3 separate regions of the Homo sapiens genome follow, and all the other regions are linked to region 3. Evidence: chromatin loops called from intact Hi-C (ENCODE). Cell type or tissue: B cell. All regions are shown on one strand. Region 1 holds the start of PADI1 (peptidyl arginine deiminase 1). Region 2 overlaps PADI1 (peptidyl arginine deiminase 1). Region 3 overlaps LOC105376808 (a long non-coding RNA gene).

Region 1 (8,000 bases), 64 kb after region 3:
ACTGGCCAAGGGCACATCCTACACATCCATGTGGTCTGTTTGAACTTGGCATTCCAGGCTTGATTGATACCTGCCACCCAGTATTATTGTGAGGATTAGGTAAATGAATACATGGAGAGGTCTTAAAACAGTGGCACATGGTGAGGGCCATATATGTGTTTGCATCACCATTATTGTTGTCATCATCACCATCATCACCATCATCATCATCATCATCTTTTTAGACAGCTCTTTATGCACCAGCCTGCCTTTCTTCCTGCCTCCCTTTTTCCTATCGTTCACCTATCCATCTGTCTGTCCATCCATCCATCCACCCACACATCCATCCATCCATCCACCCACACATCCATCCATCCATCCATCCATCCATTTAATCTTCTCTAATGGGAACACACCCATGTGCTCTGCAGGAAACTGCTTGTTCCACTCTGCATTCCATTCCATAAGAAATGGACACGTTTATGTCAATAAATGCTGTTAAACAAAATGACTGAGGTCCTGGTAAATTGAGGTTTGGGGTTTGGGTGATGGAAAACCATCCCTGAACACCTGTTTCCCTGGGTTCTGTATCCATGGGGTAAAATTAGACTTTGTCTTGGTGACTTCAGGTGTAATGAACTTTGCAGATCAATAACATTTGCAATAAGAAAGATGGTTTCAAAAATATCTTCAAAATCAAAAGTAACCAAATAAATGTTTATGCCATTTTACTATTTCCTGCCTCCCTAATCAGGCTGGGGTTCCTGCAGCCAGGGACTGTGTGTCCCCCACATCTTCCATCAGACTGACAACTCCTCAGGCAAGGCTGTTTCTCTCTCTCTCTCTCTCTCTCTTTCTTGCTCTTTGCTGCCCTGCCACCCCAGCCCTGTGGACACTAGAGTTCTGGTTTATGTGCCCCTTTTCCCACTCTGTATAAGAGCCCCCTGGAAGAAGAGGACCACATTACTGAGGATGGGTGTCCTGCGATTCCAGAGCAAACGGCTCTTCTCATCACCCCCAATGCCCGATATGAAGGGAACACGTCACCTGCAATTCACCACCTCTACCCCAAGCTCTAACAGACATCTCATGTCGAACAAGTCCAACAGAGAATGGCCAAGCTCCCTGCCCAGCTTGCCCTCCTGCAGCCTTCCCTATCTCTCTGATGACAACTCCATCCTTCTAGTTGCTCGGGTCCCAAATACTCCAGTGATCGTTGACCACTCTCTCTCACACCCACATCCAACTCATCAGCAAACCTCATCGGCTCTACCTTCAAGATACATTCAGGATCCAACCACTTCCCACCACCTTCCCTGTTACCCTGGGACCAAGCCATGCCATCCCTCGCTTAGATAATGGGAAGAACCTTAATGCACCATCTGATGTCATACACACTTTACTCATTTAACTTCACCTACGGTCTGTCTCCCCCAGAATATAAATGTCGTCAGAGCAGGAATCATGGTCTCTTTTGTTCATAGTTGTATCCCTATCACCTAAATGAGTGCCTGACACATAAAAGATGATTAACAAACACTTGTCAAATTAACAAATGAAGTTCTACAAAGAGCCTCAGAACAGGCTGAAGCTTGCTGTGCTGAGCTGAAAGAAGAGGGATTTTCAGAAATGAGTCCACGCTCCCAGGTCATTGCTCTGAGCTCTTTTTCAAGTTCCCTCCTCTCTGGCTCCCCAAGAATGCTTGCCTGGGGTGGCTTCTGCTGTCTGTGGAGTCTGGGCACAAGGGCCTACCCTCACCTGTTGGGGGGTGGTATTGTGTGGCGAGACGGGTGAACCTGCGTGGAAGTTATAACTCTACCACTTACTAGCAGTGAGACCTGCAGCCATGGTTCTCTTACCTGCAAAATGAGGATAAAAGTCATAATTGTTAGTGTTTTAGTGAACACAGGTGCCAGGAGCTGTGCTAATCTTCTTACACATAACTCATGTCTTTCCCACATCAACACAATGGGACAGGTACTACTGTTACAGCTGCCAACTTACACATGAGGCAGCTGAGTCACAGAGAGGTTAAAAGGTTTGATAAGGATCACAGGTGGTTATAGGCAGAGCCCGCACATAGTCAGCCCACAGAAACACTGACATCATTGTAATAGGGGTTCAGGCACCAGGAGTCTTTGGAGGGGAGGGCAGAGGCTGCTGGGGAGCTCTGGAGGGTCTCCTGTCAGCAGGTGAGTCCTGCTTCGCCCGGGGCCCCCAGTTGAAGCTCCCCTTCCCCATCTCCCAGACAGGCCTTGGGCACCTCCTCCCCTGACCTCCTGGATTGACAGCCCTGAGTGAGGAGGGTGTGGAGCCAGGAGGTGGGGACCAGGCTCAGCCAGGCTAATCAGGTCGCAGGGTGAAATTTAAAGGGAGGAGGAGGCACCAGTCCATCAGAACTCACACTTCTTCCTGGCAAAGAAGTGCCCAGGACGGGAGCTGGGGAGCCAGGGCTGATCTAGGAGGCTGGGAGCCAGGTGACAGGATGGCCCCAAAGAGAGTTGTGCAGCTGTCCCTGAAGATGCCTACCCATGCCGTGTGTGTGGTGGGAGTCGAGGCACATGTGGACATTCACAGGTAAGAGCTGGGAGGCGCTCTCCTGGCTGCAGAGAGCTGGGTTAGAGTGTAAGTCAATGGGGTGGGTGCCTGGTAGACAAGTCAGGCACGTTGGAAAGGATGCTGGCAGGAGATAGCAGAGAAGGTGGAGTTGGCTGTGGAGTCTGGAAGGAAGGAACTAGGGTCTAGTCAGGTCCTCCTTGGGGCCCCAGCTCCTGGGCACTGGGCTCAGGACATTGGCTTCAATCCCCTGGGTAAGAGTCCAGCCTTAGATTTCTAACTCTGAGCCCTGGGGTCAGGCTTTGGGGTCTGGGCCCTGCATTCTGACACCTAGGTAGAACTTGTGTGGAACATCAGATGGCTCAAGATGGGGAAGAGAACTGGTTCCCACCTCCCTCAATTTCTTGCCAAGCCCCCATCTCTTTGAGGTGAAGGGACGTGTGTGGTAGCTTGACCCTTGGAGGTCAGCCAGAGATAACTAGATTGATTCCAATCAGGAGGGAGTGGTTAGGAAATACTCGATGAATTAATATGAAGAGAGAACCTGGAGCAAGACGGCTGGGACTTATGTTTGCTGTGAGATGATGGTGATGACGCTGATTATGGTGATGAACAGTGATGATGGCGATGATGGCGGTGATGGTGGCAATGATGACATCTGAGGGGGCATCAGTAGCATTTGCTTCTCCTGTTGACCCAAATCTTTCCTGTGCTGGCTGTGTCCAGATGGGGACTCGGGGACTCAGCCTTAGTTTCCCTACCTGGCCACTAAGGGAATTGGATTTGGTGATCTCTGGTGGCATTTCCAACTCTGAGAGGCTGTCTATGGATTCCATCCCTGCTGGAGCAGGTGGGGCTGAACCCCTTGCAGATAGGGGGCTCGTGGTGGGAGTCTCCCTCAAAGAGGAGCTGGGTGCTGGGGGTCTGTTACTGGGTGAGATCTGAGCTCCTTTCTCCCTCTTGGGACTCAGCCCCTGTACCTGCTGGTCTGGTTAATGTATGTGGGGCCCAGGGCCAGCTGCCCACCTGGCCTCTGGTGATCCTCTGCTCGAGAAGCCCTTCCTGCTTCTCTGTTGGGCAGTGGTCTGTGACCCCGGTGGCAGGGCTGGGGAGGAAAACCAGGAGCCATGGAAACCAAACCTTGACTCTAAGTTGCTGCTGGGAGCCCCGCTGTGGGGGCTGGTTCTCTCGGGTCTAGGTGGCCAGCAGAGACCCCATTGTCTCTTGCCCTGTTAACATAGGCTTGCCAGATTTAGCAAATAAAAATACAGGATGCCTGGTTAAGTTTGAATTTCAGATAAAAAACAAAAAGCTTTTTTAGTATATTGCATGGGAGATATTTCTACTAAAATAATCTGCTGTTTAGCTGAAGCTGAAGTCTTTTTTTTCTTTTTCTTTTTTTTTTTTTTTTTTTTTGAGATGGAGTCTCGCTCTGTCACCCAGGCTGGAGTGCAGTGGCGAGATCTTTGCTCACTGCAACCTCCACCTCCCGGGTTCAATTCTCTGCCGCAGCCTCCAGAGTAGCTGGGATAACAGGAACCCACCATCACACTCGGCTAATTTTGTATTTTTAGTAGAGACAAGGTTTTGCCATGTTGGTCAGGCTGGTCTCAAACTCCTGACCTCAAGTGATCAACCCACCTCGGCCTCCCAAAGTGCTGGGATTATAGGCGTGAGCCACCGTACCTGGCCACTAAAGCTGAAATCTAACTAGGCATCCCACATTGTATCTGGGAATCTACTTTCACACCAAGAGTAGGAAAAGGGTCCCTTGCAGGCCCCCTTCTTCTTATTTCAGGCTTCTGCTCTCATCTGAGGGCATGGCTGTTTCTAGAAGGTGATTTCAGAACCTCTGGCTCTACACTGTGCTGCTAAGGCCAGAAACATTTCACGGGGAGCCGGGAGACCTGGTCTTAGCTCTGCCACTGACTTCCTGCTGGATGTGGGCCAAGTCACTTGTCCTCTCTGGGTTTCATTTCCTCATCTGAGCCCCCATGAGATGAGCTGAGTCCACTCTGCAGTTCACTGTGGAGGTGAAGTACCCAGACCCTGGAGTTGAACACACTCCATTCTCAGGCTGGCTCCAGGCGTGGCTGGAGCTGCACTTCCGAGCCTCAGTTTCCACATCTGAAAATGAAGAAACAATATAACACCAGTTATAATGGGTTCAGGGGAAGATAAATGAGCCCATGCATGTATAAGACCCCTTGCGCCGTGGGTGCCCTGGCAGTGCGCACAGCTCTGGTAGCTCTGTGAGTCCCCTTTTCTCCAGCATCTGTCCTTTCCCTCACACCTGAGAGGATGGGAGGAGACGAGGACAGCTCAGACTGCAAGTGCTGGGAGCATAGGGTGTCTGTAAAGCTCCTTAGCGTCCTCAAATGCAGGCCCTGGCCCAGCGGAGGGGCAACGGGAAGTTGCCTGGGCTATTCATAGCTGTTGTGCTCTGGTTGGCTCTGGGAGGCAGAGGTTGCTCTGGGATCCTGAGTGAGCACACAGGGCACCTCCATCCAAGAGCCCTTCAGGAACCTTCACCTGGGTGTTGGTGGTGACTATGGTCATAGCTACTGAGAGCCTCCAAACTAGGACACAGAAGTTGATTCTGCAGCATAAGGAAGAGCTTCCTGCTGGCCAGGTCTGCGATGGGCAGGGAAAGAGGGGCATGGAATTGTCAACCTGGGAAGGTTTTTAAGAGGAGCCTGAAGCTCACTCCAGCAGCTGGGCTGGCAGCAGGAGGAAGGGGTTACACTTGATGACAAGTGATGAACTTGGGGCCTCCCCAACCCCTTCACCCAGTGTCTGACTCTAGCTAAGGCCAAGTAAGGGGTTTCTAGTTGGCCTTACTGGTGGGAGGGGGGAAGCCCCCAGAAGAGGAGGTGTTGCCAGTCACCTGAGCTGCTGGGAGTCTGAGCCCTCCAGGAGATGGGTGTGTAGGGATGACATCACAGGAAGTGATTCATTCCCCCAGGGGCTGTGTGAACTGGTTATTTGGAGAAACACTTGTGTTTGGGGTAATTGTGTGCCCCAGGGTGTCCCAGCCTAGGAAACCCTTAGGAATCCTCGACTCAGCATGTGCTGCAGGTCCCATCCCCACACCCCAGTAGGCTAGCCCACCACCCTGTCCACCCCCGACTCCAGTGGGCTAGCTCACCACCCTGTCCACCACCCACCCCAGTGGGCTAGCCCACCACCCTGTCCACCCCTGACTCCAGAGGGCTAGCTAACCACCCTTTCCACCCCCCACCCCAGTAGGCTAGCCCACCACCCTGTCCACCCCCGACTCCAGTGGGCTAGCTCACCACCCTGTCCACCCCCCACACCAGAGGGCTAGCTCACCATCCTGATGACCCACACTCCAGTGGGCTAGCTCACCACACTGACCCCCACACCCCAGTGGGCTAGCTCACCACCCTGATTCCCTGGATCTGGCCAGACTGCCCTGGCTATCCTTGTCCTTGCCTAAGGAGTTCAGGTGGCTCATGCCAATAAAGACAGGGGTGGGAAGTGTGAGGAATCCATCTGCGGTCCTGTGTGGCCCTCCTTGACTGCCCAGAGGCCAGAACCAGAGCCTGAGGCTGGAGACCATAAAGAACCTTTATTCTTTGGGATGCAGAAGGCCGGCCTTGTAGGAGACAGGGACATTCTCCTGCACTTTCCCCCAAGCCTTCCCCACCACTGCAAAAGCAGCAATGCAAGACTGAGTCAGGATCAGACAGCGGTAGAATTGGAGGGGCATAGGGAGAAGGGACTCTGCAGGCCTCTCAGATGCATTTTCTGGAATTCTCTGTATTTCAGAAAATGAAAATGCCAAAACAGAGTTCGAAAACTTGTGGTATGTGTAATGTGTACATCGAGTAAATTAATGCTTTTAACTCGCACAGAAGAACAATGAGGCATAATTGTGCTCCTCAGGGGAAAATTACAGGATTGACACTGACACTAATTTCCAGCGACCGACAGGCTGCCGGCCCCTGGCTGGACACATTCTCTGCTCCGTCCTGTCACTGTGTCACTGCAGCAGGAAGAACACTATTCACCAGAAGAGACATTAAAAGTTCAAGTTTCAGGGTCCCTGGAGAATATGAAGCTGGGGTCCTCCGCAAGTTCCACAGGGCCCTGACAGGCCCGGGGGTTGTAAAAACTGGACTCAGAATGGAAGAGGGTAGCATTCTTGAAACATAAAATATTGACATCACGAAGGGCCTCAGAGGTCAGCCACCCCTTAATTCTGTGGAACTCCCTGCTCCCCTGGGTCCTAGCTGCCACTTGCCATTTTGGGACTGGCTGGGAATCTCTCCCCCTCCCTCTGGCCCCCCAGGCCCTCCGCTTTCCGCCTCCTTACCCCTTCCTGGCATTTCCTGGATCCTAGTCTTGGAATGTCTCCTCACTCTGAGCCTTCTTCTCTTCCCTTCTCAGCTCCCATCCCTTTTACTTCCAGCTGGTCTTTGCAGGCTGTGTGACCTTGGGCCAGTCACTTAGCATCTCTGAGCCTGTTTTCTTCGGAGTGACATCCCTTATTGTTTGTACCTGCGAAGCTGGCACCTTTATTTTTTCCATTTTATTTTATTTTTATTTTTATTTTTGAGATGGAGTCTCACTCTGTTGCCCAGGCTGGAGTGCAGTGACATGATCTCGGCTCACTACAACCTCCATCTCCCAGGTTCAAGTGATTCTCCTGCACTCCTCTGCCCCCCAAGTAGCTGGGATTACAGTTATGCACCACCCCGTATTTTTAATGGAGACAAGGTTTTGCCGTGTTTTCCAGGCTGGTCTCGAACTCCTGACCTCAGGTGATCTGCCCACCTCGGCCTCCCAAAGTGTTGGGATTACAGGTGTGAGCCATCTCACCCTGCCTAAGTTTTTATTTTATTTTATTTTATTTTATTTTTTGAGACAAGGTCTCGTTCTGTCACCCAGGCTAGGGTGCAGTGGTGTGACCATGGCTCAGTGCAACCTCAAACTCTTGGGCTCAAGTGATCCTCTGCCTTAGCCCCCCAAGTAGCTAGGATTACAGGCCTGAGCCACCGCGCCCGGCCAATTTTTTTCCATTTTACCTTGAGGAATTCCACAATCCACAGAATGCGGACATGCTTTGGGGAGAGGATCGGTGACTCACGACTTGGACTCTAAATTCAGGGCCCTATCTCTCAGGGACATTCTGGTCCCCAGCCCCTGTTTATCTCTTCTGGGAAGACCAGTGAGTGAAAGCTGTCCCTCTTCTCCAGCCTCCATTCCTGGCTGGGCAGAGCTCCACTTGGGAGAAAGCTGGTTCAGCCTGCGCCCTCAGCCTGGGCTCTCTGGGCGTGCCCCTCCCCAAGCAATGACAGGGCATAAGGCACCCACTAGTGTGATTTCTGTGAATGAGGGAGAAGACAGGACACAGCCACATCATGTGTGATTCTAGACTCCTGAGAAAATGCCTGAGCCTGCTGAGGGGTCTGGGACATCAGCCATTGCCCTCCCTCAAC
Region 2 (8,000 bases), 96 kb after region 3:
GGAAGGAGCACAGGCTTTGGAATCAGATGGACTTGGGTTTGAGTCCTGGCCCTGCCACTTGCCAGCTACATGATTTGGGATGAGTCCCCCAAACCAGTGTATACCACAGTGCCTGGCACACAATAGGTACTCAATTAATTCACTTAAAAATATTTATTGTATGCCAGGCACAGTTAAAGGTACTGGGGATACATCAGTGAACAAAACAGATGCATTTTAAATGAGCAAATTATTTTGTACTCCATGCCTCAGTTTCCTTATCTTTAAAACGGGCCTGATGAAAATCCCAGTCCTAGCTACAGAATCAGCATTACTGGGGATAAAGAATTCGTGTCAACCACCTCTTGAATGCTTAGGTATTTTTCATTTGGCCCCAGTAGTGGGGCTGCTTCAAAGCAGGTTGGAACTAACTGGAAAAATGTATTGACCAGCTACTACCTACTACATGTCACACCCATAGTGCTTTCCCCAGGCTACCTCATTTAATTTCTACAACAACCCTGTGAGACTGAGACCATCATTATCCCCACTTTACAGATAAGGAAGCTGAGGCTTGGAAAAGTTAAGTTACGTGCATTCTTTCATACATTCATTTACCAGTTCAGTAAATATTTATGGAGACTTCCTATAGGCCAAGCCCAAAGTCTAATGCTGGGGATACAGAAATGGCTGAGGAGCTTGCCCTTGAGATTTAGAGTCTAATGAGGGAGACAGGCAAGCAATGGATCAGAGAGGGGATCACATATCATCCCACGTGCGTTGTCCTAGAAGGCTTCCTAGGGGCAGCCAACGATATTGACGCTTCTTTGCGAGGCCAAGGTGGGTGGATCACCTGAGGCCAGGAGTTTGGGACCAGCCTGGCCAACATGGTGAAACCTCGTCTCTGCTAAAAATACTAAAATTAGCTGGGCCTGATGGTGCACGCCCATGGTCCCAGCTACTTGGGAGGCTGAGGTAGGAGAATTGCTTGAATCCAGGAGGCAGAGGTTGCGCTGAGCTAAGATCAAGCCACTGCACTCCAGCCTAGGTGACAGAGCAATACTCCGTCTAAACAAACAAATAAATGAAGGAAAGAAGGAAGGGAGGGAGGGAGGGAGGAAGGGAAGGAAGGAAGGAAGGAAAGAAGGAAGGAAGGGAGGGAGGGAGGAAGGGAAGGAAGGAAGGGAGGGAGGGAGGGAGAGTGGGAGGGAGGAAGGGAAGGAAGGAAGGAAGGAAGGAAGGAAGGAGGGAAGGAAGGAAGGAGGCAAAGTAGTGTGGAGTGGACCATGTTGCAGGCAGAGGGAAGCGCTCAGGCAGAAGCCTGGAAGCCAGAGAAGGTACAGCTCAAAGGAAAAGTCGAAAAAACTCGGTATGGGTGGCATGTAGATGGGCAGGGATGGACCGGTAGGACCTCAGGCAGGAGGGGGCTCTGCGGGTCCAGCTGGGGACAGAGTTCAGGGAGAAACCATTCTGTTCAGATGCCTCATGGGGCAGTTCTCTCCTCCAGGATCCTTGGGACCTGGGCTCAGGAGCAGAGAGCTCAGAGGATGCAGGCTCAGGGGCGGAGAGCCGGAGGATGTAGGCTCAGGGGCAGAGAGCTCGGAGGATGCAGGCTCAGGGGCAGAGAGCTCAGAGGATGCAGACTCAGGAAGGGGAGGGGCTCCTTGGTGTTCTCCAAGGACTTTGCTCCCTTCTCTGTCCCAGGCTCCTGCCCCAGTCTCTATATCACACTGCAACACATGGACATCCTTACCTGTCTGCTCCCACAAGCCTCACGAGCCAGTGAGCCAAGCCAGGAACCTTCTCTCAAGGGTGCAGGGGTCTGCTCTGGGAACTCCCAGGCACAGAGCAAGGACCCCACATGGGAAAGTGAGGGGTCTCCTGTGTGGACGTGTCCCCATTCCATTGGCTGTTGGACTGAAAACCAGGAATGAGGCCTTTGGTGGATAGATAGGACCTGAGGTTTGAAAAGGGTTGGCTACGTATTAGGACCACATAGCAAGTTAGCAGTACGGTCAGAACCCAGGTCTCCTTCTACCTGGGCTCCAAACTCAAATTTAGCACCTCAGGCTGCTGTCCAGTGACCCTGCCTTGGTTTCTGACCTTAGCAATGGACAAACCAGACAACCAAACATTCCAGCAGAGAGAAACAGACAATAAGTGAACAAAACAAATAAGTACCTCCAATCATATGTATGAATATAGTATGAATGCATGAACAAATGCATATAACTTTAATTTTCTGGGACTCAACTCCCTCACCTGTAAAATGGGGACAGTAATAGTCCCAACCCCACAGGGCTGTCATAAGGATTAAATGAGGTAGCCTGGGTAAAGCATGTGTGTGGCACATGTCAATAAATGTTTGTCTCAGCTTTGCTGAGAGTCTGCTGTTTAAACAAAGCCTTGAAGGAAAAGAGGCAGTTAGGCCAAGCACAGTGGCCCTCACTTGTAGTCCCAGTGCTGTGGGAGGCCGAGGTGGGGGGGTCGCTTGAATCCAGGAGTTTAAGACTAGCCTGGGTGGCATGGCGAAACCCACCTCTACAAAAATTACAAAAATTAGCCGTGCGTGGTGGCACATACCTGTTGTCCAAGCTACTCAGGAGGCTGAGGTGGGAGGATCACTTGAGCACGGGAGGTTGAGGCTGCAGTGAGCCATGCACTCCAGCCTCTAGGCTGGGCAACAGAGTGAGTGAGACCTTGTCTCAAAAAAAAATTAAAAAAGAGAGAGAGAAAGAAAGAAAAAAAGAAAGGAAGGAAGGAAGAGGAAGAAAGAGAAAAGAAGGAAAGAAAGAAGAGGCAGTTAAAGATGTGGCTACTTAGGAGAATATTCCAGGGTGTAGAAACAGCTGTGCAAAGGCCCTGAGGCAAGAGCAGGCTGGAGACAGCAGATCAGCAGGGAGGCTGGTGGGCCTGGAGCCAAGTGAGCAAGGAGGGGCGCAGTGGGGAGTGAGGCCAGAGAGCTTGGCCGAGCACGCTTCAGATGTAACTTGGAGCTGGTATTTCTATGTATATCATAGGGTCATCAGGAGGCTTAAACAAGACACTTACTGCGAGGACCCTAAGGACAGCACACAGTAGGTGCTCAAATGCACACACAAATGCACAGTCCATTCTCTGCTGTCTTGGCTTCTCCACGCTCTACGCCCCACGTTTAAAGCGTTCTTTGAGCAATTCCGCCCCCTGGTGGCAGATCTGATGATGACTCAGGCAAGGCCTGATGCCTCTCAGGCACAAGGTGACTGCCCGCCCTCTCCCTCCTGGCCAGGTCCGGTGGGCGGCAGATGGCCAGGGCAGTGCGGAACTTCCTGAAGGCACAGCAGGTGCAGGCACCCGTGGAGCTCTACTCGGACTGGCTCTCTGTGGGCCATGTGGACGAGTTTCTGACCTTTGTGCCTACCTCTGACCAAAAGGTGCGTCCCCTCCTTCCCTGCCTGAGCCACCTCTGCCCTTGTCTGACCTGATGGGATGAGTCAGGGCAAAGCCATCTGGAACCAGCTCAACCCTGTGCCCCGAGTAAGCTCTGGATTGGGACATTTTCTGGGTCAGGGCACCCTGACACGCTCATCCTCACACTTCCAGGGTATTTGTGCTTGGACCCAAATCCCTTATCCAATAGTCAGGAATGATATTGATAATAATTGGTAATATTTATTGAGCACCTACTATGTGCCAGATACTCACATGTTTTAATTCATTTAATCCTCCAACAAGCCCGTCAAGTGGGTGCAATTATTATTGTCCCATTTTACAAGCGAGGAAATTGAGGCTCAGAAGGGCAATTAACCCATCCAAGCTCACCCAGCCTGCAGGTGTCAGGATAGGATTCAAATCCGGGTTCTGGGCCTCTACAGTAAGCCTTGCAGAGGTGGCTTGGGAAGGCATGGCCAGGGAGCCAGCAGCCTGGGAGAGGAGGCTTCCCAGTGACCAGTGGTTACAGCTCTGCTAGGGACAGCTCTGACAGTGAAGGAGGAGACATCTGAATTGGGTATTTTGTTTGTTTTTTGTTTGTTTGTTTTTCGAGACAGAATCTTGCTCTGTTGCCCAGGCTGGAGTGCAATAGCGCGATCTTGGCTCACTACAACCTTCACCTGCTGGGTTCAAGCGATTCTCCTGCCTCAGCCTCCCAAGTAGCTGGGATTACACCACCATGCCCAGCTAATTTTTTGTATTTTAAGTAGAGACAGGGTTTCACCATGTTGGCCAGGCTGGTCTCAAACTCCTGACTGCAGGTGATCTGCCCACCTTGGCCTCCCAAAGTGCTGGGATTACAGGCGTGAGCCACGACACCCAGCCCTGAATTGGGCCTTGAAGGAAGAAATCAGAATGCCCTGGTGGGCAAAATGCGAAGGGCGTCCAGGGAGGGAGAACAGCACAGACAAAGTTCTGGAGGTGGGAACCTGCTTGGAGGACTGGGAGAGTTGCAGACAGTGCTTTGTGGCTGGGGTGTAGACCGAGTGGGAGAGGGGAGTCCCAAGAACTGTCAGGCCCCTCCTGAGTCCTGAGTCTGGGGTCTCCTGTGTCTAAGGGGACCCTGTCCACTGAGCCATTCTCCCTCCCTCCGTGCCAGGGCTTCCGGCTGCTCCTGGCTAGCCCCAGCGCTTGCCTCAAACTCTTCCAAGAGAAGAAAGAAGAGGGTTATGGGGAGGCAGCCCAGTTTGATGGTGAGTGCCAATGACCCGGTCACCCCTGGGGGACCCTGCCCTTTCATCACCATCCTTGGGTACAGCCCCTGCACCTGCAGATCTCTCAGCTGGACTCAGAACCCAACACCCACTCTCTGTTTCTTGGGTCCCCAGGTCCTCTGATGGGTGGGGGAGTTCCTGGGCCACACCCCAGGAGAGGAAAGGCACAGGAAGTCATGAGTGCCCCAGGTGCCGGTCAATGCCAGGCATGTTCTTGTTCTCACTCCCCTTTGATCTCTCTCCCCTCTTCCTTATCCCTGTTCACAGAAGTGGAAACTGAGGCTCAGAAAGGTGAATTGGCTTGGACAGGGCTATGCAGCCAGGGAGCAGCAGGGCTGGGGCCTTGAGAGAGGAAGGAGGAGAAGCCAGGCTTGGTCAGGGCCCCTCTGCAGAGCTTCCTGCAGGAGCTAACAGACCCTCCAAGGGCTTGGTTGGCCCATCTCCCCTCCTTATCACAGCCTCAGTGTTCTCATCTGGGGAATACCTGGGGAATAGAGCATTGGAATGGATGTGGTGCAGACATCCACAAGGATAGCCCTGAGTTCAAATCCTGATCTTGGCATTTGCTGGCTGTGGTATCAAGGGTGTGTTCTGAACCTCTCAGTGCCTCAGTTTCCTCTTCTCTGAGTTGTAGATGATAATTAATCCCTCCTATAGTTGCTTTAAATATTAATAATACATTAAGTAGGATGCCCAGAGCATGGCAGACATTCAATAATGGTAGCTGTGCCATAATTATTAGGCTCCAAGTCCAGAGTCACTTCCTGAGGGGTTCCTTATCCATCACCAGGTTTTCCTTGCAGCCATGGCTTGGTCCCTTCAGGGGTTCTCAGTCTCTGGCTTTCTCTGTCCTGGCTTCTGACCCTGGCACTGAGGTAGGAGGGAAATCCTGGCCTGGATTATGTAGCCCCAGGCTGAAGACGGCCTCCAGGCAGTGCTCCCTGAGCTATGTACTGTCTTTCTCTTCTTGCAGGGTTAAAACACCAGGCAAAAAGAAGCATTAATGAGATGCTGGCAGACAGACACCTCCAGAGAGACAATCTTCATGCACAGGTGAGAGGCAGGACCACCAGCTGCTCTAAGGGGTCCTTTCCCTTCCAGGGAGAAGAAGCCCCAGGAACTGGGTTGGGTCAGAGATTCAGCGCTGGAGCTCTCATGGTCCTGGGGGCTGCTGGGGCCTGCAGGTGGGATAGAGCCTCTGCCTTCAGGAACCCACAGTCTGATGGAAGAGACAGAGCCATGCCCTCAGAGAGCTCCCAGCCTAATGAGGGAGACCCGGCCCCACGCTGGGGCAATGACCTATTTTCACAGAAGCAAATCTGAGCCTCTCATCTGAGAAGTCTGGTGAAATGCGAGAGACACGGTGGGGAAATAGGACCTTGAGGGGCCCAGAGGTGGGGTGGGTAAGATTCAGGGGGATCCTGTGGGAACAGGTGAAGCAAGGTGTCAGGAAGGGGCAGGGCTCACCCCAAGGATAAAAAATGCCTGCCCCATGCAAGGCGAAGGGGCTAGCACAGAGTCGGTGCTCAGTTAATGGCAGGAGGGCCCTTACCCCTTCCCGGTAGTGCCCAGCGCTTTCTCCTAAGCTGCTGAGAAGGGACAGGAGCATCAGCCATGCTGTGGCTGGGGCTGGGACAGTGTGTTGTGCTGACAAGAACATTTGCATCCAGAAACTGCCTGGGTTCGAACCCCAGCTTTGGCACATCCTAGCCTTGTGCACTTGAGCAGGTTGCCTGAGCCTCAGTTTCCCCCGGACAGCAATGGTTTCTATTGCACAAAGCTGTTGTGAGGCTTGAAGGAGCTAGCGGGCCCAGAGGGCTCCACACGGGCCCAGCGCACAGTAGGTGCTTGGCCAGTGTTATGCTCTTCCTAGTCCTGGGCTGCCCAGCTGCCTCCTTCCCCAGAAATGCATTGACTGGAACCGTAATGTGCTGAAGCGGGAGCTGGGCCTGGCAGAGAGTGACATCGTGGACATTCCCCAGCTCTTCTTCCTGAAAAACTTCTACGCGGAAGCCTTCTTCCCAGACATGGTGAGAGCCCTTGTGCAGGGTCCTGCTGGGGGGTCTGCGGGGCTCTGAGAAGAAGCACTCCCTGGCCCAGGGCAGGCTGGTGCAGAGGCTGGAGGGCCCTGCGGACCTCTCCAGTGTCTGTTTTTGTGAATATAGAGAACATTCCCATCAGTGGCTCTCAACCAGGGCAATTTTGCCCCCAGGGGATTTTTGTTGCCGCAGTGAGGTGCATGCCCCTGGCATCTGGTGGGTAGAAGCCAGGGATTTCACTAAACATCCTACAGAGCATAGGATGCCCCGCCACAAAGCACTTTTTTTTTTCTCACCCAGATGGAAAAAGAAAGCGTGGTTTGGTTCCAAGTGTTTCAGGCTTCTGTCTCTGGGTCTCAGCTGCCTGCTGTGTTCCCCACCACAGCCCCTCGCTTGCTGCTCCCCAGTGGGGGTCCTGTGTCAGGCGGTGCAGGTGGGGTGGGCGGTGGCCTCGCTGACTCTCATTAACAGGGCAGCTGACAAGGAGATGAGCAGATGTGATCTCAACTGGGAAGGGCCTGAGCGATGCTATCGGGGTGGGCCTGGCCCAAGTGCCCATTAACCTCTTGGGAAAGGATGTTGGGGTGTTGGCAGCTGGCAGGGATGGTCCCCCGGGATGGGGATAGACCCTCTTTCTTCAGACTGCGGTCTTTAGCTTGAATCCCTCTCTTGGGACAAGCCGAGGGTTGGAAGTGAATGTCGGAATCGGGATGGAATCAGGGTTGGAAGTGAAAGTCGGAATCGGGATGGAATCAGGGTTGGAAGTGAATGTCAGAATCGGGATGGAATCAGGGTTGGAAGTGAATGTCGGAATCGGGATGGAATCAGGGTTGGAAGTGAATGTCGGAATCGGGATGGAATCAGGGTTGGAAGTGAATGTCGGAATCGGGATGGAATCAGGGTTGGAAGTGAATGTCGGAATCGGGATGGAATCAGGGTTGGAAGTGAAAGTCGGAATCGGGATGGAATCAGGGTTGGAAGTGAATGTCGGAATCGGGATGGAATCAGGGTTGGAAGTGAATGTCGGAATCGGGATGGAATCAGGGTTGGAAGTGAATGTCGGAATCGGGATGGAATCAGGGTTGGAAGTGAATGTCGGAATCGGGATGGAATCAGGGTTGCAAGTGAATGTCGGAATCGGCATGGAATCAGGGTTGGAAGTGAATGTCGGAATCGGCATGGAATCAGGGTTGGAAGTGAATGTCGGAATCAGGATGCAGGTTGCAGGAGGTGGGGAGGGTCAGTGTGCTTTCCTGACTCCTCATGGGGAGATTCCAGCCTCTAGGTCCTGGCAGAG
Region 3 (8,000 bases):
GTGCAACCAGCCAGGGCTCTGGAGCCAGCATGCCTCCTGAGGTCTTTAGCTCATGTTGGCTGAGCACCTCTCCTGTGTCAGGCCCTGGGCTAAGTATTTTCTGTGTTACCGAATTTCATTCCCACAACAACCCGTTGAGGGGCGTACTTTTCTTCTTCTCATTTGACAGAAGCTGAGACTGAGGCTCTAAGACTTGAAGGGATTTGCAGACATGAGGTGATTTGTAGGCATGAGGATAAAGGAGGGCTGTGACAGCCACTCAGGAACACAGGAGCACATCCCTGTGCAGGTGATGTTTGGGGAGACCCTTGACAAGGGGCTAGCCTCTCAACAGGGAGAGGTGGGGAGGTGAGGAGTGAAGGGAAGGGCAAGCTGGGCAGAGGAGACCACGGGAGCAAGGCAGGAAGACAGGTCTGGCTTCTGGTGTCTTTAAGGAGTGGATGGAGAGGGTGGAAGGAAAATAGGGCTGGGCTGTGAAGCACCTTGGGCAGCAGCCAGTGGCCAGAAGACAAGGTCGCAGCAGCTAGGAAGCTCAGAGCATGCCTGAGCAATAAGACCCTTGGACGGGAATCAGGCAGGGAGAAGAAGGCTGCTGGGGGTCAGAAGGGATTTGTGCCCCAGATAGGACATGTGTTCCTGGCTTCTAGAAGATCCCCTCCACCCAGGACATTCTGATTTTCCATGGTTCTAAGAATCTGCAAGTTTAACACATTCTGGTTAAATAACTCCACCATTTTAATGGTTTTTATATTTTAACAATTTAGCACCCTAAGATTCCCTAATTCTAACATTTTCAGGGCCTAAGTTCCTGCATTTCTTCCATTCTAAACTTATACTAAAAGACTTAGGAGAGCTGGGTGCGGTGGCTCACGCCTGTAATCCCAGCACTTTGGGAGGCTGAGGCGGGTGGATCACTTGAGGCCAGGAGTTCAAGACCAGGCTGGCCAACATAGTGAAAACCCATCTCTACTAAAAAAACAAAAATTAGCCAGGCATGGTGGCACATGGCTGTAGTCCCACCTACTTGGGAGGTTGAGGCATGTGAGTCGTTTGAACCGGGGAGGTGGAGGTTGCAGTGAGCCAAGGTCATGTCACTGCACTCCAGCCTGGGCAACAGAGGGAGTGAGACTCTATCTCAAATAAATAAATAAATAAATAAATAAATAAATAAAAAGGAAAAAAAGAAAAAGAAACAAAAAGCTTAAGAGAACTTAAAAGCTCAGAGCTTGTATAATTCACACCTTCTGCAGAGTCTGAGCACTTCAGATCATGTAATCTGAAGATTCTATGATTAATTTCAGGAAGGTGCTGAGCATGTGGGTGGGGAAGGCAGGGGGACAGGTCTGGGTGCATAAGTATCACCCTGCCTCTCATGTCAACTTCCCAAGGGCTGGGTACAGAAGAGGCATCAGGAAGTATTTACAGAAAGACTGTTTGGGCAAGAAAGGACAGGTGTCTTAGTCTGTTTTCTGTTTCTTATAACAGAATACCTGAATCTGGATAATTTACAAAGAAAGGAATTTATTTCTTACAGTTATGGAGGCTGAGACGTCCATTGCCAAGGGGCTGCATCTGGTGAGGTCCTTCTTGCTGCTGATGACTCTCTGCAGAGTCCCATAGTGGTGCAGGACATCAGCTGGTGAAGAAGCTGAGTGCTCACAGGCTAGCTCAGCCCTCTCTTGCTTTTCTTATAAAGCCACCAGTTCCTCTCCCATGATCACTTAATGGATCAATTGATGGGTTACCTATTAACCCATTAATTCACTAATCCATGACTGGATTAACCCATTCATAAGGGCAGAGCCCTCATGACCCAATCACCTCTTAAGGGCCCCACCTCTCAGTACAGCCACATTGGGGATTAAATTTCAACATGAGTTTTGGAAGAGACAAATATTCAAACCATAGCAACAGGCCTGGCTTGTGGGTGGAGATGGGGGTTAGGGGTGGTTCTGAGTCAGGTTTGAACGGGAAAAGCTGGGAGGAAACAGTCAAGTGCATTTGCAGGGAAGCCCACACAAAGTTTCAGATAAAAGTTTGAGCATTTGAGTTGGTATTTGTTGGCATGCAACTAAGTGGGACTACAGGTCCAGTTCCATGACTGCTATGAAGCCAGGGTAAAACAAGAATTGGGTTGGCCAACTTTTTCTATAAACAGCCAGAGAGTAAATATTTTAGATATTATGGAGCGAGACATGTATTAAAATCTTTTGGCACAGATGCAGTGTCATTGCCTAATAAGCACAATGTCTTGCTATCTAACTGGATAACAAAATAATGCACACTTCGCTGGGCCTTAAAAATGTGACACTCCACCATTGATGGATAAATAGATAAACAAAATGTGGTATATGCATACATAGAATATTATTCAGCCTTAAAAAGGAAGGAATGGCTGGAAGCAGTGGCCAACACTTCAGGAGGCTGAGGCGGGTGGATCACATGAGGCCAGGAGTTTGACACCAGCCTGGCCAACATGGTGAAACCCCATCTCTACTAAAAAAAAAGACAGAAAATTAGCTGGGTGTGGTGTCACACACCTGTAACCCCAGCTACTTCGGAGGCTGAGGCACGAGAATCGTATGAACCTGGCAGGCGGAGGTTGCAGTGAGCCGAGATTGTGTCATTGCACTCCAGCCTGGGGGGCAGAGCGAGACTCTATCTCAAAAAAAAAAAAAAAAGAAAGGAAGGAAGGGAATTCTGACACATGGTATGATGTAGATGAACCTTGAGGACATCATGCTCAATGAAATAAGCCAGTCACCAAAGGATAGATATCATAGAATTCTACTTCTATGAGGTACTTAGACTAGTCAAAATCATAGAGACAGAAAGTAGGGTGAAATAAAATTTACTGGAGGCCATTGTTTTGGACTAAGCTCCTGTACTAGACCCCAGAGTGGAGTCACTCATGTTAGGTGCCACGTAATCAAACTGACCCTTAAAACAGTCAGCTTTAAAAAAAACAAACAGATTTACAGCAACCAGCAGAGAAGGTCCCAGTCAACCTGAGCTGATGTGATAAGGAAGTCCCCTCTGCTTTCATCCTACAAGAAAAGTAACTTTGAAATGCCCAGTCTACTCTTTGTTCCTTGTTTCTGTTCCCCTTCTGCCACTTTGTGCCCCCAAAGACAACCCCCTCTTCTCATTGGGATGTCTTTTTCTATTTCATCAATGGGATGCTGCCTAATTAATGAATCAATAATAAAAGCCAATGAGTCAACTCAATTCATTGAAATGTTATTTTTTGACAGTGGAATGGTAGTTGCCTGGGGCTGGAGGAGAGGGGAGAATGGGGAGTTCTTGTTTAATGGGTAAAGGGTTTCAGTTTTTCAAAATGAAAAGAGTTCTGGAGACGGATGGCATTGATGGTTGCACAATGACGTGAATGTACCGAACGCTGCTGAGCTATCTAGTTAAAAATAGAGAAGATGGTAAATTTTATGTTGCGTGTATTTTGCCACATGATTATCATGTATTTTTAAAAAGTACAACATTGGAAGTCCACTCTTCTTGTTTTGACATGACGTGTATGCACTGGTTATAAAAAAAGAAAATACTGCCCCACAGCGATGTGCATGCTGTCGACTTGGAGCTGTGGCATGTGGTTCGTAGTGTGCTGAGCAGCCACACAAAGAGATGAGAGCAGTGACTCTCGGTGCCTACTACTGAGCTCTGCCATTGTAGCAGGAAAGCAGCCCAGATAAATGTAACACACGGGCCTGGCTGTGTCCCCATAAAACTTTATTTGTGGACACTAAAACTGAATTTCATTTAATTTTCATGAGAATGTCACAAGATTTTCTTCTTTCAGTTTTTTTTCTCCAACCATTAAAAAAAAATGTAAAAACCATTCTTAGTTCATTCACGGTAGTTGCCGACCCCTGGTCTAAAACATCACATTTCTTGATCATTTGGCCAATTTTTTTTTTCTGAGAATTGACTGTAATTCTATTTAGTAGGAAGGCTCTTTGGAAGGGGTGATATTTGAAGGGAGACTCAAAGGAGGAGGAGAAGAAAGCAGCTTGAAAAGCCAAGAAACCAATATTCCAGGCAGAGGGAAGAGTAAGACAAAAGTGTTTATGCCAGAATGAATCTACCAAACTCAAACTCAGGGACATTCTATAAAATAACTTGCCTGGATTCCAAAAATGACAAAGTCATGAAACAGACAACTGAGGAACTGTTCCACATTAAAAGAAACTACAGAGACATAATGATTGGAGGCAATATATGATATTGGATTTACTTTTGCTAAAACGGGCACCATGTTGACAATTGGTGAGATCCCAAGGAGATCTGTGGATTAGATAGTAGTATTGTATCAGTGTTAATTCCTGACTTTGATTCTTGTACTTTGGTTATCTAAGATAATTCCATACTTTTAGGAAATATACACTCAAGTATTTATGGTAAAGAATATCATGCCTGCAATTTGCCACTAAGTGGTTCAGAAAAATATATACATATGTAGTATAAAAGTATAAAACTATTATATATGCACATGTGTGTATATATACACACATATACGTATGTATGCATACATATGTACATATATCCATATGTATGTGTATGTATGTACATATATCCATATGTGTATATATACACACACAGATACATACATGTGTGAGTGTATATATATATATTTTGGGAAGAGAGAGAGAAACAGAGAGAGAGGGAGAGGGAGAATCCTAGTGTAGTAAGATGATATTTGGGGAATCTAGGTGATGTGGATGATGGGTAGGGTATCTGGGAATTCTTTGTATTATTGTTGCAGTTTTTCTGTAAGTCTGAAATTATGTCAATAGAAAAGATTAAAACAAAGTATAGGATTGATCATTCTATTTTATATGTCTCTTGATCAATATTGAGAAAAAGCCTTCTAAAAAAAGATGGTACTACTTATCTTCTCACCAATGGCAAATGAGAGTGTTTGTTTCTCTATATCTATGCCAATACTGAGTATAATTAATCTTTTGAATCTTTGCTATCGTGTTAGATTAAAAGTAGATCTCATTTGTCTTAGTGGGCATTTCTTTGGTTATAATTGGAGCTGAGCACAATTTTCAATGTGTACTGGCCATCCATATTTTTTCTTTCATGTAAATAGGGAAGCGAAGGGGGCTAGGACCAGACCCTAGGCCCCTTCTACACTTAGAGGAGGAGCCGAGACAGTGTGGTGTCATGGAAGCCAAGGAAAGAAGATGCTTCAAGAAGGAGGGAGGACAACTGTGTCCAAAGCTGCCAAGAGGGCCAGTAAGATGGGGACAGAGGAGTGACCATTGGATTTGATGGCCTGGAGGTCTTAGTTGAGTGTTGGGATGAATGCTTTGTTAGAGTGGGTGGAGGAGAGAATGAGAGGTGACATTTTGAAGAGACGGATTGTACCAACTCTTTAAGGAATTTTGCTATGAAAGAGAGTGGAGAAATTGGGCAGGCACTGGAGGGGGAGGTGACACCAAGGAACAGTGACGCTCTATGTTTGCTTATGGGAATGATTCGGAAAAGAGAGAAACTGGTAATGCAAGAGAAAGCAGAGATAACAGGAGAAATGAAGTTTTTCAAAAGAAGAGAGGGGATGGTATATTCTCCTTAGGTGACCTCATTCAGTTCCACAGTGAAAGTCCCATCCAGGCACCAGGGACTCCCAATTGCAGATTCCCTCTTCACCCTGACACTCCCCTGCACCTCAGTGGCATGCACACACCTGCCTGTTGGAGCTCTCTTCATGAATGGTTGTCTTAGTGCGTTTGTGCTGCTGTAGCAAAAATACCTGAGACTGGGTAATATATAAAGAACAGAACTTTACCTCTCACAGTTCTGGAGGCCAAGCAGTCCAAGATCCAGGTGCCAGAAGATTCAGTGTCTGGTGAGGACTGCTGTCTGCTTCCAAGATGGTGCTTTCTTGCTGTGTCCTCACATGACAGAAGAGTTGGAAGGGGCAAATCAACTCCCTCAAGCCCTTTTGTAAAGATGCTAATCCCATCCTGAAGGTCCCGTCTCTTAATACTATCACATTGGGTCTTAGGTTCCAACATGAATTTCAGAGAGACACATTTATACCGTAGCAATGGTCAGTGGGCACTCAAGCCCAACTTGGCCAAAAATAAAGACTCATGACTTTGGATAAGTTAAGTATTCTGGGCCTCAGTTTCCACATCTGTAAAATGGGGATACTATCAGCATGGACTTTATAGAGTGGTTGTGAGGATTACAGAAGAGAATCCATGTAGAGCAGTGTTCTCACCAGGAATGATGAGTGGGCCTTTTGGCAGTGTCTGGAGACATTTTTTGGTTGTCCAACTCTCTCTCTCTCTTTCTCTCTCTCTCTCTCTGTGTGTGTGTGTGTGTGTGTACGCTCACACATGTATACTTGCATGCACACTAATGGTGTCTAGTGGGTAGGGGCCAGAGATGTTGCTTAACACCCCACAATGTATAGGACAACTCCACAGCAAAAAATGATCTCATCTCAAATAGCAACAACGTAGAGATTGAGAACTCCCTGATGTAAAGCAAGCCAGGCACAGAGGAAAAACTTGGTAAATGTGAGCTCTTACTATTATTTTGAAACTTCTCTCCAAACCAGCTCCTGCCCATCTTCTGCCATTTTCCCACCTAAGAAGAAGTACCACCATCTACCCACCAATTTTTCAAGGCAAAAAATATGTATACACAGTTTCCTTGAGACTTAGTTTCCTCTCATCCCCAATTCCAGTCCATGATTAGCAAATCCCATCAATTTCTATCCCTAAAACATCCTGAATGCTTGCACCTCCACCTCCACCCTTTCCACTTTATGCCAAGTGTTTGTCAATTCTCCCTTGGGCTAATTCAGGGGCCTCCTAACTGGATTCCCTGCTTCTGCTCTCATTTTTGTCGACTCTCCACACAGTGGCCAAAGTGATAGTTTGAAAACGTAACCAGATCACACCCTTCTCCTGCTTAAAATCTCCCAGGTCTTCCTGCCTCACTCAAATCTCAACTCTGTCCCCCGCTTACAGTCCCGCACGCTCCAGCCGGTCCCGTACTCTACACTTTCCTCCTTGCCCACTTCTCTCCAGCCACGCTGGCCTCCTCTTAGCTTCTTAAATATTCCTGGCTCACTCCTTCTTGGAGATCTTGCACTATCTTTGCCGGTCCCTCCTCTGGAAGGCTTTCCCCCCTGGCCATTGCATGGCTGCCCATTCTTGGCATTCAGTTATCAGCACCTCCTTGCAAGACCTTTCCTGACCACCCCTTCTAGAGTAGCTGTGTCACCTCTATCAGATCACCCTATTTTACTTTGCTCCATATACCTGCCATAGGAGAGATATATGTTTATTTGCTTGCCTGTTTCGCCTCACTAGGCCATTCCATGAGAACAGGGACCTTGTCTTGTTCATCATGTACCTCCAGTGTCTAGAGCCATGCCTCGTATGCAGTAGTGGCTCAATGAATCATTGTTGAATTGATTTTACATTATGTGGCTTGCCTCTTTGTGACTTTTACCTATTTTCCTACTGAGTTACTACTCATTTATCTATAAGGTTTCCTTGTTTATTAAGAATATTAACACTTTGTCTTTTGATTCTTTCTTTCTTTTCTTTTTCTTTCTTTCTTTCTTTCTTTTTTTTTTTGAGACGGAGTCTCGCTCTATCACCAGGCTGCAGCGCAGTGTCGCGATCTCGGTTCACTGCAACCTCTGCCTCCCGGGTTCAAGCGATTCTCCTGCCTCAACCTCCGGAGTAGCTGGGGCGCCAACATGCCCAACTAATTTTTGTATGTTTAGTAGAGATGGGGTTTCACTATGTTGGCCAGGATGGTCTTGGTCTCCTGACCTCGTGATCCACCTGCCTCGGCCTCCCAAAGTGCTGGGATTACAGGCGTGAGGCACCATCCCTGCCCTTGTCTTTTGATTCGTAAAAGGTGTTTGCTGAAATAAATGGTGCAAACTTTTAACTGTGATCGTGTAAGTTCCTAGCTGTAGCCACCTGGGTGAAGTGTTCCAGCTTTGCAAT

The links. Hi-C counts contacts between places; a loop is a spot of excess contacts. Peaks named below come from ENCODE experiments on the same cell type or tissue, not always from the same donor. Only the 100,000 strongest peaks of a DNase experiment are listed, where the experiment ranks them.
Region 1: it touches region 3 in a loop (23-fold over the local background); 4 of 110 quality-filtered maps call a loop at or near these places.
Region 2: a loop joins it to region 3, with 5 times the contacts of the local background. A loop is called at or near these places in 9 of 110 quality-filtered maps.

What each region holds. Positions count from the first base shown.
Region 1 is chr1:17,202,754-17,210,753 of GRCh38, forward strand. It overlaps PADI1 (peptidyl arginine deiminase 1), which reads left to right and starts at 2,375. Exons shown (of 16, transcript NM_013358.3): 1 at 2,375-2,556. The coding sequence starts at 2,465. RefSeq lists an enhancer at 7,457-7,958. In B cell, no CTCF peak of the experiment used is centred here; DNase peaks (open chromatin) are centred at 4,478 and 5,468; H3K27ac peaks cover 301 bases.
Region 2 is chr1:17,234,067-17,242,066 of GRCh38, forward strand. It overlaps PADI1 (peptidyl arginine deiminase 1), which reads left to right. Exons shown (of 16, transcript NM_013358.3): 12 at 3,248-3,392; 13 at 4,550-4,643; 14 at 5,638-5,717; 15 at 6,569-6,694. Among named protein-coding and RNA genes, the nearest start is that of PADI3, 11 kb to the right of the region's middle. In B cell, CTCF peaks have their summits at 3,146 (motif pointing left) and 3,345; DNase peaks (open chromatin) are centred at 3,155 and 5,547.
Region 3 is chr1:17,138,491-17,146,490 of GRCh38, forward strand. LOC105376808 (a long non-coding RNA gene) reads left to right here. Exons shown (of 3, transcript XR_947005.2): 3 at 170-465. Among named protein-coding and RNA genes, the nearest start is that of PADI2, 23 kb to the left of the region's middle. In B cell, no CTCF peak of the experiment used is centred here; DNase peaks (open chromatin) are centred at 3,011 and 3,381; H3K27ac peaks cover 280 bases.